Linked DNA regions of Homo sapiens: region 2 is linked to region 1. Evidence: chromatin loops called from intact Hi-C (ENCODE). Cell type or tissue: tibial artery. All regions are shown on one strand.

Region 1 (8,000 bases):
ATAAATTTTAGTTTTTAAAAAATAGAACATTCCTCATTTTGTGTTGTCTGATGTTTCCTTGTGGCTAGATTGAGTTTATGCGGTCTCACAAGAACACAGGTGATATCATGTCATTCTCGGAGTATCACATCAGGAAGCACATGATGTCCATCTGTCCCTCATTGGTGATATTCTGATCCCACTTTATAATTACTTCCCCCACCCTGTCCCTTTGCCACCAGTAAGCAATTTATAGGGAGACACTTTAAGATCATGCAAATATCTTGCTCCTCATCTAATTTTCTTCCTGTAAAATGGAAAAGCCCAGCAGAAACCACTGTTACCAGGTTATCAAAGTCAGTATCACCAGGAATAACACTGACATCAAGAGCTCAGTGATTTGATACACTAAAAAGGGCATGGTACCATTTCTGTGGTCCTTATGCCAGGGATACAAGACATTGGTCCAATCATGAGACACCACCAAACAGGCCCTAAATGAGACACATTCAGCAAAACAACTAATCAATACTCCTCAGGGCTATCATGATCAACAGAGATAAGGAAAGACTGAGAACTATTGCAGAGTGTAGGAAATCAGGGGGAAATGACAACTAAGAGCAATGTAGGATGCTGAGTGGGATCCTGGAACATAAAGAGAACATTAGTGAAATAATTACTGGGGAGAGTTGGAATAAGGTTCTTAGCTTCATTAATTGTATCGTATCAATGTTTTTAAAGTCCCCCTGGATTTAACATCCATTGGTATTTCTTGTCTGGTTCAATCTTTACCATTACAATTGCAAAGGAATGATTTTCCAACTCCTGCACTGTAAGCAAGAGAACTCCTTTCTACCCATGTATTCATTTACTTACTTTACTTACCTTAGAGACAGAGTCTTCTTTGTCACCCTGGCTGGACTGCAGTGGCACAGTCATAGCTCACTATAACTTGAAACTCCTGGGCTCAAGCAATTCTCCTGCCTCAGCAACCCTCCAGTTAGCTAGGAATACAAGCGTGTGCTGATATGCCATGCTAATTTTTTAAATTATTTTTTTGTAGAGGTGGGTTCTCACTATGTTGTCCAAGCTGGTCTCAAACTCCTGGACTCAAGTGATCCTCCGTCCTCGAACTCCCAAAGTAATTTATTTATTAATTATGAGTATGGACTTATAAATCTCTGTATTTTTCAATGGTTCATTATTGAACTTATTTTGATGCTCAAATAGTCCCAGATTTGGCCAAAGGGAAACCCTTCAAGCTGGCTCTTCTGTCTTTGTGACACGCCCCCACTGTCTTTTTTGAGCACTTCTTTACTTTCTGGTATAGCAAGATGTTCCAGGTTCATCTTGTATCCATCCTGCCCACGCATAAACTTATCCGTTTCTCTGAAGAGCCCTGGTTCCCTTGAGTGAGGAATGGTTATGAAACAGCAAAGATCTAGGTGATGGGTGTGTTTGTTGTTACTAAGGCATCTTTTTAAAATTTATTTATTTATTTTTTTATAGAGACAGGATTTGACCACGTTGCCCAAACTGGTCTTGAACTCCCGGACTCAAGTGATCCACCCACGCAGTTTCCCAAAGTGTTGGGATTACAGGCGTGAGCCACCGCACCGAGCAACTATGGCATCTTTGCTTCATGGTTCTTTCATTGGAGAGAGCCAGGAAATGTATGCATGTTTATACACATAAAAATATACATGGGGCCAGGCATGGTGGCTCCTGCCTGTAATCCCAGCACTTTGTGAGGCCAAGGCAGGTGGATCACTATCTTTTATTTTATTTTTCTCTTATTATGAGTGAAGTTGAGCATATTTTCTTATGTTTAAGGCCATTTTTATATATCTTTTAGTGATTATTCTCATGTTTTTTGCCTTTTTAAAATACAGTTTATCTTCCCCCCCCCCCCCACAAGTTATTTATGAATTAGGGATATTAATCCTTTTTCTGTGATACGTTACAAATATTTTTTCCCAGTTTGCCATTTGTCTTTTGACTCTGCTTATGGTATTTCTGGCCACACAAACTTTTTAACTTATATGTAGACAAACTTATCTTTTCTTGCATCTATACTTTGTATGACAGTTAGAAAGCTTTTCACTGCACTGAGCTTAAAGAGAAATTCATCCATGTTTTCTTCTAACATATACTTATTTATTTATTTATTTATTTATTTATTTATTTTTAAGAGACAGAGTCTCACTTTCACCCGTTGAAGTGCAGTGGCACAATCATAGCTCACTGTAATCTGAACCTCGTGGCTCAAGCGATCTTCCCACCTCAGCCTCCCAAAGTGCTGGGATTACAGGGATAAGCCCCTGTGCCCAGCCCTAACATTTATTTAGATTTGTTTTTTACATTTAAATTTCTGATTCATTTGGAGCTTTCTCTTGAATATGAGAAACACATCTAATTTCATCTATTTTTTCCAAATGTCCATCCAGTTGTTCCAATATCATTTGTCAAAGATTATCTTTATTTCAGTGTTTTAAGATGTAATTTTATTATATACTAGATTTTACTTGTAGTTGGGTCTATTTTGAGACTTTCCATTCTTATGCATTACCTATTCTATTCTTTGTATCCTATTCCGTTTCTGTTTATCTACTCATGTACCAGTACTGCACTCTTATTTATAAAAGTTTTTGTGGTGTTTAGTCTCTGCTATGGTTAATCCTCTCTCAGAGCTCTTTTCAGCTTTTCCCTAACTATCCCTGTGTGTACAATTTGCTATATGAATTTTGCAGTCAACTTATATATATAGCTCAATGGGATTTTTACTGGTATTAAATTGATAAATTAACTTTGGAAGAATTGACATTTTCGTGATGTTGAGACTCCCCAATCAAGAACAGGGGATATCTTCTTAGTTTTCTACTTTGTCCTTCAGAAGTGTTTCATAGTTTTTTTTCGCATGGGTTTTGGACATTTCTCAGGTTTATTCCTGTTTTAACTTTTCTGTTGCTATTGTAAATGGGGCCCAGGCTGGAGTACAGTGGCGTGATCTCAGCTCACTGCAACTTCCACCTCCCGGGTTCAAGCAATTCTCCTGCCTCAGCCTCCTGAGTAGCTGAGACTACAGGCGTGCACCACCACGCCCAGCTAATTTTTCTATTTTTAGTAGAGTTGAGGTTTCACCATGTTGGCCAGGCTAGTTTAGAACTCCTCACCTCAGGTGATCCGCCTGCCTTGGCCTCCCAAAGTGCTGGGATTACAGGCGTGAGCTAACTGGCTATTATGTATGAATGCTACTGATTTTTGCATATTAATTTTATATTCTGCTACCTTGATGAATTCGTTTATAGATGGTTTTATCACAGATTCTCCAGGGTTTTCCAGGTATACTATCATGCCATCTACAAAGAGAGACGTTTTATATTTTCTTTTTTTTTTTTTTAGATGGAATCTCACTTTGTTTACCCAGGTTGAAGTGCAATGGTGCAATCTGGGCTCACTGCAACCTCCACCTCCCAGGTTCAAGTGATTCTTCTGCCTCAGCCTCCCGAGTAGCTGGGATTACAGGCACACACCACCACGCCCAGCTAATTTTTATATTTTTAGTAGAGAAGGGGTTTCACCATGTTGGCCAGGCTGGTTTCGAACTCCTGACCTCAAGTGATCTGCCCACCTTGGCCTCCCAAAGCGTTGGGATTATGGGTGTGAGCCACTGCACTCAGCCTTTATTTTTCCATTATTATGCCTGTGATTGTTTTCTCTAGGTTAAATGCATAGGCTAGCCAATCAGAACATTATATAGTAATGGAGACAGTAGGCATCATTGCTTTGTTCCCGGCCTTAGAGGAAATGTCTCTATGGTTTCCCACTAAGATGCTGACTCTAGAATTTAGATATATACATTTTATGATGTAAAGGAAACAGCCACCCATTCTGATTTTTCTCAAGCTTTTATTAGGAATGAGTGTTGAATTTTGTCAAAGGCTTTCTCTGATCCATGAAGATAATCGTATAATCTTTATAGTAATATACTTTCAAATACTGAACCAACCTTGTATTCCTGCTATTAAATCCCACTTGATCATGGTGTACTTTTTTTAAATGTGGTGTTGCAATCTGTCCCCTAATATTTAAGACTTTTATATCAATATTCGTAAGTTACATTAGTCTATATCCTCTTTTTTCTATGCTATCTTTATGAGGTTTAAGGTTATACCTGATAAAGATAGCATAAAAAAATCAATGTTATATTTGTTTAATTCAATGTTATACTTGCTTCATTCAAAGAACTTGGAAGTTTTCCTTTATTATTTATGCTCTAAAACAATTTATGTAGCATTAGGACTATCTACCTGATCTCTAAAGGTTTGACAGAAGTTTCCTGCCAATCTATCTGGGCCTGGTGTTTTTGTACGAAGTAGTTCCTTCATAACTTTCTCTTTTCTTCTATGGAAACTGGTCTGCTTAAGCTTTCCATCTCAAATTGGCTCAATTTTATTAAACTGTACGTGCCTAAGAAATTATCCATTTCCTCTAGGTTTTCAAATTTATTTGCACAGGAATCTACTGTAGTCTCACAGTATTTTTTGAGATTTTCTCTGTATTAACAGTATTTCTCCCTTGTCATTTCTCATTTTGTGCATGTTTTTACTCCACTGTTTTGATTATTATATTAATTAATGGTGTTTTTTTCCCCCACAAAGAACCAAGATTTTGATTAATTTGATCCACTATTTTTCTGTTCTCTACTTTATTAATTTCCACTTTTATCTTTAGTAGTTTCTTGTGTTTTTTTGTTGTTGTTTACTTTCTCTTTTTTCTAGGTTTTTGAGTTGGGAATTTATTTATTTTCATTATTTCATTTGTATTGATTTCATTATTTCATTTGTTAAACACTTGTTTTTAACATTATTCCATGGATTTTTAACATGTAGTATTTTTGTTATCTGTAATTATTCTTCAAAAATCCTGTAATTTGTTTGTATCTCTTTTCCTCCAAGAGTTATTTAGAAGGTATTTTTTTATTTTTATATATATATATATTTTTATTATACTTTAAGTTCTAGGGTACATGTGCACAACATGCAGGTTTGTTACATATGCGTACATGTGCCATGTTGGTGTGCTGCACCCATTAACTCGTCATTTACATTAGGTGTATCTCCTAATGCTATCCCTCCCCCCTCCCCTCACTCCACAACAGGCCCCGGTGTGTGATGTTCCCATTCCCGTGTCCAAGTGTTCTCACTGTTCAATTCCCACCTATGAGTGAGAACATGTGGGGTTTGGTTTTTTTGTCCTTGCGATAGTTTGCTGAGAATGATGGCTTCCAGCTTCATCCATGTCCCTACAAAGGACATGAACTCATCATTTTTTATGGCTGCATAGTATTCCATGGTGTAGATGTGCCACATTTTCTTAATCCAGTCTATCATTGTTGGACACTTGGGTTGGTTCCAAGTCTTTGCTATTGTGAATAGTGCCGCAATAAACATACGTGTGAATGTGTCTTTATAGCAGCATGATTTACAGTCCTTTGGGTATATACCCAGTAATGGGATCACTGGGTCAAATGGTATTTCTAGTTCTAGATCCCTGAGAAATCGCCACACTGTCTTCCACAATGGTTGAATAGAAGGTATTTTAATTTCCAAGTAAAAGTGTCTTTGCTTTTTGACTTTTAGTTTCGGTTTTCATTTCCAGTTTTATTGCATTGTGATCACAGAGAATAGTTTGTAATAATTCTACCTTATGGGACCTACCCATGTTTTCTTTGTGCTCTAGTATATGACATGTGATTAATTTTTATGAACATTCTATGTGTTTAAGAAGATAATATATTCTTATCAAAGTTCTCTGCATATATTTTAAATATTCTTTATATTTTCCACCTCTTTACAATCTGTGCTTTATTTAGTTATCCTCAGCTCTGTATTCCACTTTACTAATTTTCTCTTTAGCAATGTTTTGTCTACTGTTAAACCACCTACTGAGGTTTTCATTTCAAGAAGTTGTCTTTCATTGTTTTCTAAATCCATCCCTTATTTTGTGAGTTCTATTCCTTCATTTACATCTTCAAATATTTTAAATACTAGGTCAGGCAGAGTGGCTCACACGTGTAATCCCGGCACTGTGGGAGGCTGAGGTGGGTGGATTGCTTGAGCTCAGGAGTTCAAGACCAGCCTGGAAAGCATGGCGAAACCCCATCTCTGCTAAAAATACAAAAATTAGTCGGACATGGTGGCACATGCTTGTACTCCCAGCTACTCAGGAGGCTGAGGTGGGAGGATCGCATGAGCCCAGGAGGTTGAGGCTGCAGTGTGCCGAGATCGCCCCACTGCACTCCAGCCTGTGCAAGGGTGAGATCCCACCTTTAAATAAATAAAGTTAAATACTGTATTAAGTATTTGTGTTAAATAATTAAAGATTTTTTTCAGATTGCTCTAAATCCTTGAATATGAATTTTCCCATTTCTGTTTGAGTCTTTCTTGCCACAGGACTTCTTTATGTGTTTTATAATTTTTTACTCTGAGTTCATCTTCTGTGGGACATTTTATCAAATGAACTGCCTGCATATATTACTGACATGCTTAACAAATTTGTAGAGGATAAAAAGCTGATTAATACGGTCAGCAGAATCATACAAAATGATCTTGATGGAGTAAAACAAGATGAATCTAAAAAAGGTGACAGTTAACAGATATAAAGTTTGTTGTTTTGGTAGTTGTTTTTAGAAACTGGGTCTCACTATGTTGCCTAAGCTGATCTCGAACTCCTGGCCTAAAGGAATCCTCCCAAAGTGCTGGGACTACAGGTGTAAGTCACCATGCCTGGCCTATATATAGTTTTTAACATGGATTCTAAAAGGACTTCAGAGATAAAGGAAACTTAGCAACTTATCAACATATACAAAAATAAATATAAGAGCAATGAGACTACAATATAATGTTGCTGCCAAAAAGCTGATTTTGCATTAATGGAAAAATGAGGGAAATATTAGCATTACTCTATCCTAGAGTCAGAAAACATCTGGAACACTGTCTTCAATTTGACAGTGTTCACGCCTTCAATTTGAGGCATGAAACTTTAAATAAATAATTTAAATGCTAGTTTCAATCAAATCTTGTCTATAGAATGATTCAAGTTACAACTCATGCAACAAGTCATCTCAAAAAATAGCTATAAAGGCAATCTTGGATAATTTCAAAGAAAAAAAAATCAAAGAGCAACACTGCATCAATTCCTAGTTAGTATGTCAGATAACACACACTAAGATGCACCTTCCTTCAATAACTACAACATTAACACAAAGAAATTCCCTTAAAAACATAATACTCATCAATTGACAGAAAAAGGAAAAAAATCCCATGATACTCAATGTCTTTACTTGTTTGTACATATACCTTGAAGAGGGATTCTTTTCCAGGCAGGGACCTGGATAGGATGAGATCACTTATGGAAAAAGGAGCAGTATATCAGCTGAGAAAGAACATTAGGGAGAAGAAACAGCCTAACATATAAGGCAATTACTATCCCATTTTATAATCCTACACTTATAGTGAAAACAGAGGCCCTAATTTTTACTAATAATTTCAAAATATTTTGCCGCTTATAAACTTAATTTCTTTACGGAAAAATACAGAGAAGCATCAAAATGCAAAACTAATGTCTCAATCAGTAACTATAGTCTGGATATTATCATCAAATAGGATTGTTCTGAGGACCATAAAAGTATACTAATTGCTTTTATAAATACAGTTGTAAAAGCATTCTATTCTTAAACTATTTCAGGTTTAAACTTGGTCACAAATGCCCTCAAGTAGTCTATTTCTCTCATTCCCTCACCCCAATTTCTTTACATCTATAAATTATTATTAAATAAATCCTTGTCTCCTACAGTGAATGGGGAGTAGATGAAGAAGCAGCGTAATTTTTCTTTCTCACATGTCCTTTGAATGTGTCATCATGCCTGACATTTACTTTTAGCAGAACATGCTTCCTAATACTCACATCACCTTCTCTCAGGGTTTGAAGAAATTCTTGCAGTTTGTCTGCTGTTTTTT
Region 2 (8,000 bases), 54 kb before region 1:
CATGAAAATTTACAAGCATGAGGTTTGAGAAAGCATTCCTGCAAGCATTTGGGTGAGATAAAAGGAGAGGACCAGAAGTAATAGCTTTATGACAGTTGACTACTGGCTGGATGGCTGGATATAGAAAATGGATGATGCATTCCTGACCCAGATCACAAAACTGATACAAAGGCAAGGTGACAGAGAGTCTCAACTATCAGCCCATTACTAAGAACTCCTTCAGCTAAACCCAGATGACAGCCCACTTGATGGCTGATTCTTTATTTTTTTTTTTTTTGAGACGGAGTTTCGCTCTTGTTGCTAGGCTGGAGCACAACAGTGCGATCTTTGCTCACTGCAACCTCCGCCCTCCAGGTTCAGGCGATTCTCCTGCCTCAGCCTCCCAAGTAGCTGGGATTACAGGTGCCCGCCAGCATGCTCAGCTAATTTTTTGTATTTTTTGTAGAGATGGGGTTTCACCATGTTGGCCAGGCTGGTCTTGAAGTCCTGACCTCAGGTGATCCACCCGCCTCGGCCTCCCAAAGTGCTGCAATTACAGGCATGAGCCACTGTGCCCAGCTGATTGCTGATTCTTAAAGGGAGGGGAAGAGGCACCCTGAATACACATAATGAGGCAAGTTACTGATAGAATGATATTGTGCCTGTAAGTGATGCAGAGGCAGAAAACAAGTGAAGCATCACTACCAAAGTGGTCACGATCCATTGCTTTAATAATTGGTTCTAGAATCTTGGCTGAGATTGACACTTAGTGGACCCATTCTCTTTGATTCCTCAAAGATCAGTAACAGCCCTGTGATACATTTACTGCATGACTAAGTGGCCTTAGGAGACAGTAGATCTCTCGTTTCTTCCTCTTTCCAACGAGGGGTGATTCTGTCCCTTAAGGACAACTGGCAATTTCTGGAGACATTTTTGGCTGTTAAAACTAGGGGGCTGCTACTGGCATCTGGTAGGTGGAGGCCAGGGATGCTACTCAACATCCCAAAATGCACAGAACAGGTCCCACAACAAAGAATTATCTAGCGCAACATGTCAATAGTGGTGAGGTTAAAAAACTGGTTTAAGCAAACAGTAAAGGAGATTCAAGTACTGCAGGAATCTGATGGTATTTAGGACCAAATGACACTTACAAAGCCACGTCCTTCCACTTCCCTGAAAGTGCCCTCACTGCACTGCCGTCTCATCACAACCCTTCTTCATGTGCTTGCTGCTACTCTGCTCACATTCCCAGAGGATGCCTCATGGCATGGACTTTCAGTCACCCAGGAATAAACCAAGTCCTTGAGCCTGAGCATGCTTGTTCCTTCCTTGCTCCAAATGCAAACATATATGCTTCCTTTCTCCAAATTAAGTGAAACAGTTTTCTTTACATAAAGATGTCCTTGCTGCAAAGCCCTCAAGCCTTGGCTTGGTCTCTGATGGGTGCCTCCAGCTTGTGGTAAGCAGGGAAAAAAGTTTATATATGCTCAGTTCAGGTGATCAATAGTCCCCTGGGCATGTAAGAAATCCTTTCTTGAAGACCTATTGGGTACTGCCTCTGAATCTCTTACCTGTACGTAAGAAATGAAAGAATAACACAGGGGGGTCAGATGAGAACCAGACAGCTTCACCTGCACAACAAGGGAGAAGGAAACCAATGTAACCAGCAGTAAAAGTGCTTCCCCCATTCCTAGGAAAGGCATTCTCAACTCACCAGCTTTTCCATATTTTTTGGAATTCCTCCGGAGCTCTGACACACCTGGAGATACTAATAAAAAAAGATTCCTAGATTTAGTAGACTGTCCTATGAAACTACAAGTGACTGCTGCAGTGAGCCTATGGAGTGTGACTCATCATTCTGACTGAAGAGGAAAAACAAAATTCACAGAGAAGCCAAGACACAAGCTTCCTTATTCCTCTCCTCCAAAGCTCCTAAGCTTCCCAGACAATAAGTAATGAAGGGTTTGTTTCTGATTTGCTCATTTCTTTAAAAATTCCTCAGGCTGGTAGTCCCTGCATGTAAAAAACCAACAACTTTGCTGTTTTTCCTTTTAAAGATGCCAATAAAGAGAAGAGGCTCTCAGTATTTCCACTACAGCAGCTTAGCCACATGTAGCTAGAGCTACACATTCTGAGAGAGCCACACTGCTGTGATGCGGGGTGGTCCACATCTTTCTTGGATTATCTGTGCCTTTCTAAGTATTTAATATGGATCATTGCTAGGAACATAAACAGTAAGGGCAGGGTATGCCTTGTATTTTTATAAAAAATAATTTTCTTCCCCACCTTAGTATTTGATCTATAAGGCATTTAACACCTACATGTTAAAGGAATGAAAAAAGGAATAAACATCTCTTTAAGTGTCCAGACTGGTTAGAAATGGTATAATTTCTATGCATTATGGGCCCAGATTTAATTCTAGGATAGTTATAGTTTAGATTAAACCTTAGAAGGTATTTAAAAGAGGCATTCATTCTCAATCAGGTGCCACATACATGCCAAAGAATTAAGGGCCTCCAAAAGCAGATTTTTACTTTATTTTTTTAATTTTTGAGATGGAGTCTCACTCTATTGCCAACGCTGGAGTACAGTGGCACAATCTCAGCTCACTGCAACCTCCGCCTCCTGGGTTCAAGCGATTCTCCTGCCTCAGCCTCCTGAGTAGCTGGGATTACAGGTGCCCACCACCACGCCCAGCTACTTTTTGTATTTTTAGTAGAGACGGGGTTTCACCATGTTGGCCAGGCTGGTCTCGAACTCCTGACCTCAGGTGATCCGCCCGTCTCAGCCTACCAAAGTGCTGGGATTACAGGCATGAACCACCGTGACAGGCCCAAAAGCAGATTAGAATTATAAACTGTTTTTCCCTGGCCTGTGGAGATGCCTGCCACCTACTGACCAAACTAAAATGAAACCATGACCTGCCAAGATGGAGGCAAATGCTCTCTTGTTTAGGGGCATTCTGCAGCAGTGGGCTGCTGCCCCATCCTCATCTCCTGGCTCACTGGGGTAGAATGGTGGGGCGAATCTGCTTGTCTCAAATACTCACATATCTGACAAGGGCTGTAAGTGTGGTGTACATTTTGCACAAGTCCTTTAACAAGGTGTCCACACAGCTGCCTGATGGCAGAGCTGTCTGCACCAGCTCGTGGAAAAATGTAAGCAGAGTTCCCAGTTGCATGATGATAGCTTTCTCAACAGGCTGATTTGGTAGGGTTGCCTGAGAAGAGGCCTCTTCTAAAGGGAAATAAAATTGGCACATTCAAACCCAACTTCGTTTTCTAATTAAGAGTAAAGGAGATTTAGAAATTGATTACTACTAACTAGAAAGTCTTTATGGAAAAACGAACATTCAATATGCAGAGTGAATTAATCGTGCTGTGATAAGACATATGATCTTCTACTTCTTTCATCACATAGGAAAAAATCTAGCTTAAAGGCAAATAAGAAATTTAGCTCAGGGGCTCCATTTTTATGCACCGACCCAATATGAATTTTGACCTTGCTCATGTCAATTCCTGGAATCCCAGTTGAACTTATCTTACCTGATAAGGTTTCTTGGCTCACTTGTCCCTTAAGCTTGGTGATTAGCCAGTCCACTTCTTCTAGAACCTTCTCGGCCTGACTCAGAACAAGTAACTGAAAGAAAAGAGTGCCTGGTGTGATTCACTACACACAGCTGTGGGGGTAATATAATAACTGTGGTCACCTGGCCACCTACAGGTGGGTTACAGGCCTCAGGACACAAGCCGCTATAGGACACAAGTCACTTCACATGGAGTAGAATGGAAAGAATGACAAAGCTATTCCCCATGGCTCAGGTACAACACTTACACAGACAGTGGGGGCAGCCGTTCTCAAATTCACTATTGCAAAGTGGTTTGTTTTCTCCACCTCTACATCCTGGGGAAAAGAAGAGAGGTGAGACCTAATGACAGTAAGGTTGTTCCCTTGACCCCCATCCCCACACAGGGTATTGTACTGAAGGCTCATTATAGTACCTGGTCTATATCTCCCAGATGCCCGTGGATATCCTGGGACAAGTCACGCAGCAGAATGACAGGACTCTTATACGAAACATGCAGGCTGAAGAGCAAGTTCATCAAGCTCTTGCAAAACAAGGCATCCTCTAGGAATAGGAAGAAAAGCAAATTAAAAGGTAAGTTGTGGCCAAGTGCAGTGGCTCACGCCTGTAATCCCAGCACTTTGGGAGGCCAAGGCGGGTGGATCACCTGAGGTCAGGAATTCAAGACCAGCCTCACCAACATGGAGAAACCCCGTCTCTACTAAAAATATAAAATTAGCCGGGCATGGTGGCGCATGCCTGTAATCCCAGCTACTTGGGAGGCTGAGGCACGAGAATTGCTTGAACCCAGGAGGCGGAGGCTGCGGTCAGCCAAGACCGTGCCATTGCATTCCTGCCTGGGCAACAAGAGTGAAACTCTGTCTCAAAAAAAAAAAAAAAAGTTAAGTTATAACCCAGTCAGGTCCCTCAGGTATGTGTACAGGGTGTGTGGGGTGGAGTGCCTAACCAGAACAGGAGGTAGCTTGTCGTGTCTCAGGCACAACATCCCAGTGTTACACATACTACAGCCAAGCAGCTAGTCTGCAATGATGCCTCTTTATCCACATGCCCAAAGAAGGCAGACATTTCCCATCATTAGTTAAGATTACTGTGTAACTAGCATCCAGATCAAGTACATTACGAGTATTCTAGGGACTCCCTCCTAACTTGCCCCGCCAAGGAAACTGCTATCCTGACTTCTAACATCACAGATAAATTTTGTCTAATTTTGAACTTCATCTAAACGGAATTCTACAGTAAGTACCCTTTCTTGTGTCTGGCTTCTTTTGTTTTACAGTACATTTGTGAGATCCTCTCCAAGTTGTGTGTACATGTAGTTTGTTCATGCTTATTTGCTGTATAGGATTCCACTGTGTGAATATATCATAATTCTTTTATCCTTTCTACTGCTGATGAACACTTAGGTTTGTTTTACCTACTAAAATAGTGCTGCTAAGAGAATTCTTCCACATTTTTCTGTTGTGATTCGAATTGTTGAGTCATAGGCATATGTTTAATTTTAGTAGATATTGCTGAACAGTTTTCCATAGTGGTTATACCAATTTCTACCTCCACCCCCAGTGAATGAAAGGTCCAACTACTCTACATTCTTGCCAACAATTCGACTTGGTATTAGGTGTCTGTTTCATTTTGGCCACTCTGGTGAATGTGTAATGAATGGGGAATACCTTTTCTTTTCCAAATGCCACTGGAGGATAGTGATTTTATATAAAGCCTTTAGGAAAACATGGCAGTAAACTTACCCCGGCTGTTTTCCTTGCAAATCTTTGATGTCCAGGATAACATCTGCACAAACTAAATTAGAGATCATTCAGATATTAAAGAAACATGCCAGAGATAGACCTAGGTGTTGTCAGAACAGAAGAGTTCTAGACCTTTCCATATCTAAGCAAATCAGCTGCCAAAACATGTCCTTAGATCTCAAGTGGTAATATATGATGAAGGGCATAAAAATAAGTCCAAAATTCTAAGAATTATGAGAATAATATATAATTTAATTCTCAATGTCTATGTCCTTACTGAGGTCCAAAAGTTTTAGGGTCCTTACACCTGAACTTCCTCTGCTTCTACCATAGTGGTCTAGGGCTAAAGCGCCCTCTTTTCTTTCCCATGCCCCCAGACTCTCCACTTGAGGATATTAGGTTATCAGAAAGGTGTGGGAAAGAGAAAACCTAGCTATAAGAACAGTAGAATTAGCATTTAGAAGCCAAAAGAACAAAGGAGGTTAGAAGAGAGAAGGGCAGAAAAAAGAGAAATAAAAGAGGCAAGAAACCAGACAGCATTTTCTTAGCTAAGTGAAGGAGACTTAAGGTCTTCAGATAGCAAGCATCTGCATCACCAGACACACAGTCAACTTTCTGCTTCAGCAGTTCTTTCAGCTACAAAGGCACCGAAATGCCGTTATACTTAAGTGTAAATGACTAACAAAAATGCAGTTTTGATCTGTTGAGGAAAAGGTAAATTAAGAGGCTAACTGAAAGCTCTCTACAAACTGATATTAAAAGATCTTCAGAATACCGTGCTCAATGAAATAAGCAGGATGCAGAACAAGTTTTTGTGTGAAGAGGGGTAGGATTGGGAATAAAACTCTATATTTACTTGGAAGGGAATAAAGAAGGTTGAAGGACACAAAAAACTAAAGGTGTTTACTTATTTGGGGAGAGGAGGAACTGAACAGATGGAGGACATGGGTGGGGGACACCATTTACCATAAATCTCTTGATAATCTCTGGTTTTCAAATCATAGGACTTTATTACCCATTCAAAATTAAAATTAAAAATTTTTGGCCAGGCGCGGTGGCTCACACCTGTAATCCCAGCACTTTGGGAGGCCGAGGCGGGTGAATCACGAGGTCAGGAGATCGAGATCATCCTGGCTAACACGGTGAAACCCCGTCTCTATTAAAAATACAAAAAATTAGCCGGGTGTTGTGGCAGGCGCCTGTAGTCCCAGCTACTTGGGAGGCTGAGGCAGGAGAATGGCGTGAACCCGGAAGGCGGCGCCTGCAGTGAGCTGAGATGGCGCCACTACACTCCAGCCTGGGAGACAGAGCGAGACTCTGTCTCAAAAAAAAAAAAAATTTTTTTTTAAAGAGACTACCTGAAGTTAAGGGAGAAGGGGTAGGTGGTAAAACGTTTAAAAATCTAAAAGTTTAAAAGTTTAAAAAAGAAAAATTTTTAAATTTTCCTGAACATTTTAGCCTTCCTAAATCCATTTATTTTCTCTCAAATTTCCCCCTGCCCCAATTAGCTATTTCTTTCTCAGTCCTTTCCTCTTTGCAGCAAAAACAGCAGTATGAAAGAACGATGATGAGAGCAAAGTGGGGGTGAGCTGTTTGGAACTGGGATGAAGTAACCAAAGGGACTTTCTTTGGGCAAACCTGGAAGTAGGACGACAGGAAGCAGCTCTGCTTTCTAGTGCCCAAACGCCTTCATACTCCCAGGCTACAGTCTTCTGAGGCAAGGGCTCACATAAAGAGGAGTATACCGCAGGGCTTCATTGTCTTTCTCAAGCCCAGGAAGTAGATGTGGTAGGAGCACACAGTCCTGGGCTCCTGAAGGTACTCTATCATCCTACAGGAAAATTACTCCTGAATGGTACAGACCCCCAACAAGTGGTCCTTCTCTTATTCTTCTGTGTGTGAACGCTCATGTGGGTACACAGCTCTACATCTACGTGTGCACACTTACACAAACATACATACAACCTATCTCTGCAGAGGTGTTTCTGCTTTGGGACTATAGTTACACTTTCTGAATTAATCATCTTTGGTTGAATTTCCTCCAAAGTCAGTACCAGGTAACTGTGCTGAGAAAGTCAACTGCTGAATGTCAACTGCCTTCTTCATAATTAACAAATTTTCTTCTTAGAAAAGAAGTAAACACCAAGAGTGGCAAAGAACACAGGTTTAAGAAGGTTGAAGGCACCAAAGATCAACACAGGATTCTTTCTGTGGTGTTTCACTCTACCCTGAACAAACAAAACAAAAGCAGTATGTTCTTGCCCTGTATGGCTGCATGTAAGTATGCTGTGGTAGACGCATTACACAGGAAAGAATACATCTTATAGGTCTTATATTAACTCAGGTGTATAATTAAACACATTATGTAAAATAAGCTCAATTTCAAGAGGACATTTAGATATACACTTTTATGATGCAATAATCCTTGCCTTCTGAGGAATGCTAAATGGGATTAAGTTAGCGGTACTAGTACCTGAGGAGAGGAGGGCTCCAGTAACTTGGACAAACTGGTAAGAACCGTGACTAGCAGGAGGGCTTCTTTGCTATTAAAATCTTCCTCTTGACTGCTAAGTAAATTCAACAAGGACCTCTGAGAAAGGAAGGCACACACAGCAAGCAATGTTAGCAGACACGTTCCTATCAGGAAGAAGAGGCATCTAGTCAGAGACTCCTAAGACTAGGACAGAAAGAAT

Evidence for each region. Peaks named below come from ENCODE experiments on the same cell type or tissue, not always from the same donor. Only the 100,000 strongest peaks of a DNase experiment are listed, where the experiment ranks them.
Region 2: it touches region 1 in a loop (14-fold over the local background); 2 of 110 quality-filtered maps call a loop at or near these places.

The regions. Positions count from the first base shown.
Region 1 is chr15:89,247,679-89,255,678 of GRCh38, reverse strand. It overlaps FANCI (FA complementation group I), which reads right to left. Exons shown (of 38, transcript NM_001113378.2): 2 at 7,948-8,000. Among named protein-coding and RNA genes, the nearest start is that of FANCI, 7.7 kb to the right of the region's middle. In tibial artery, no CTCF peak of the experiment used is centred here; no DNase peak of the experiment used is centred here.
Region 2 is chr15:89,301,223-89,309,222 of GRCh38, reverse strand. It overlaps FANCI (FA complementation group I), which reads right to left. Exons shown (of 38, transcript NM_001113378.2): 27 at 7,781-7,897; 28 at 5,308-5,359; 29 at 3,981-4,108; 30 at 3,814-3,882; 31 at 3,525-3,618; 32 at 3,029-3,216; 33 at 1,694-1,747; 34 at 1,551-1,610. LOC124903548 (a long non-coding RNA gene) reads left to right here and starts at 4,053. Exons shown (of 2, transcript XR_007064749.1): 1 at 4,053-4,138; 2 at 7,436-8,000. RefSeq lists a silencer at 3,838-4,065. In tibial artery, no CTCF peak of the experiment used is centred here; no DNase peak of the experiment used is centred here.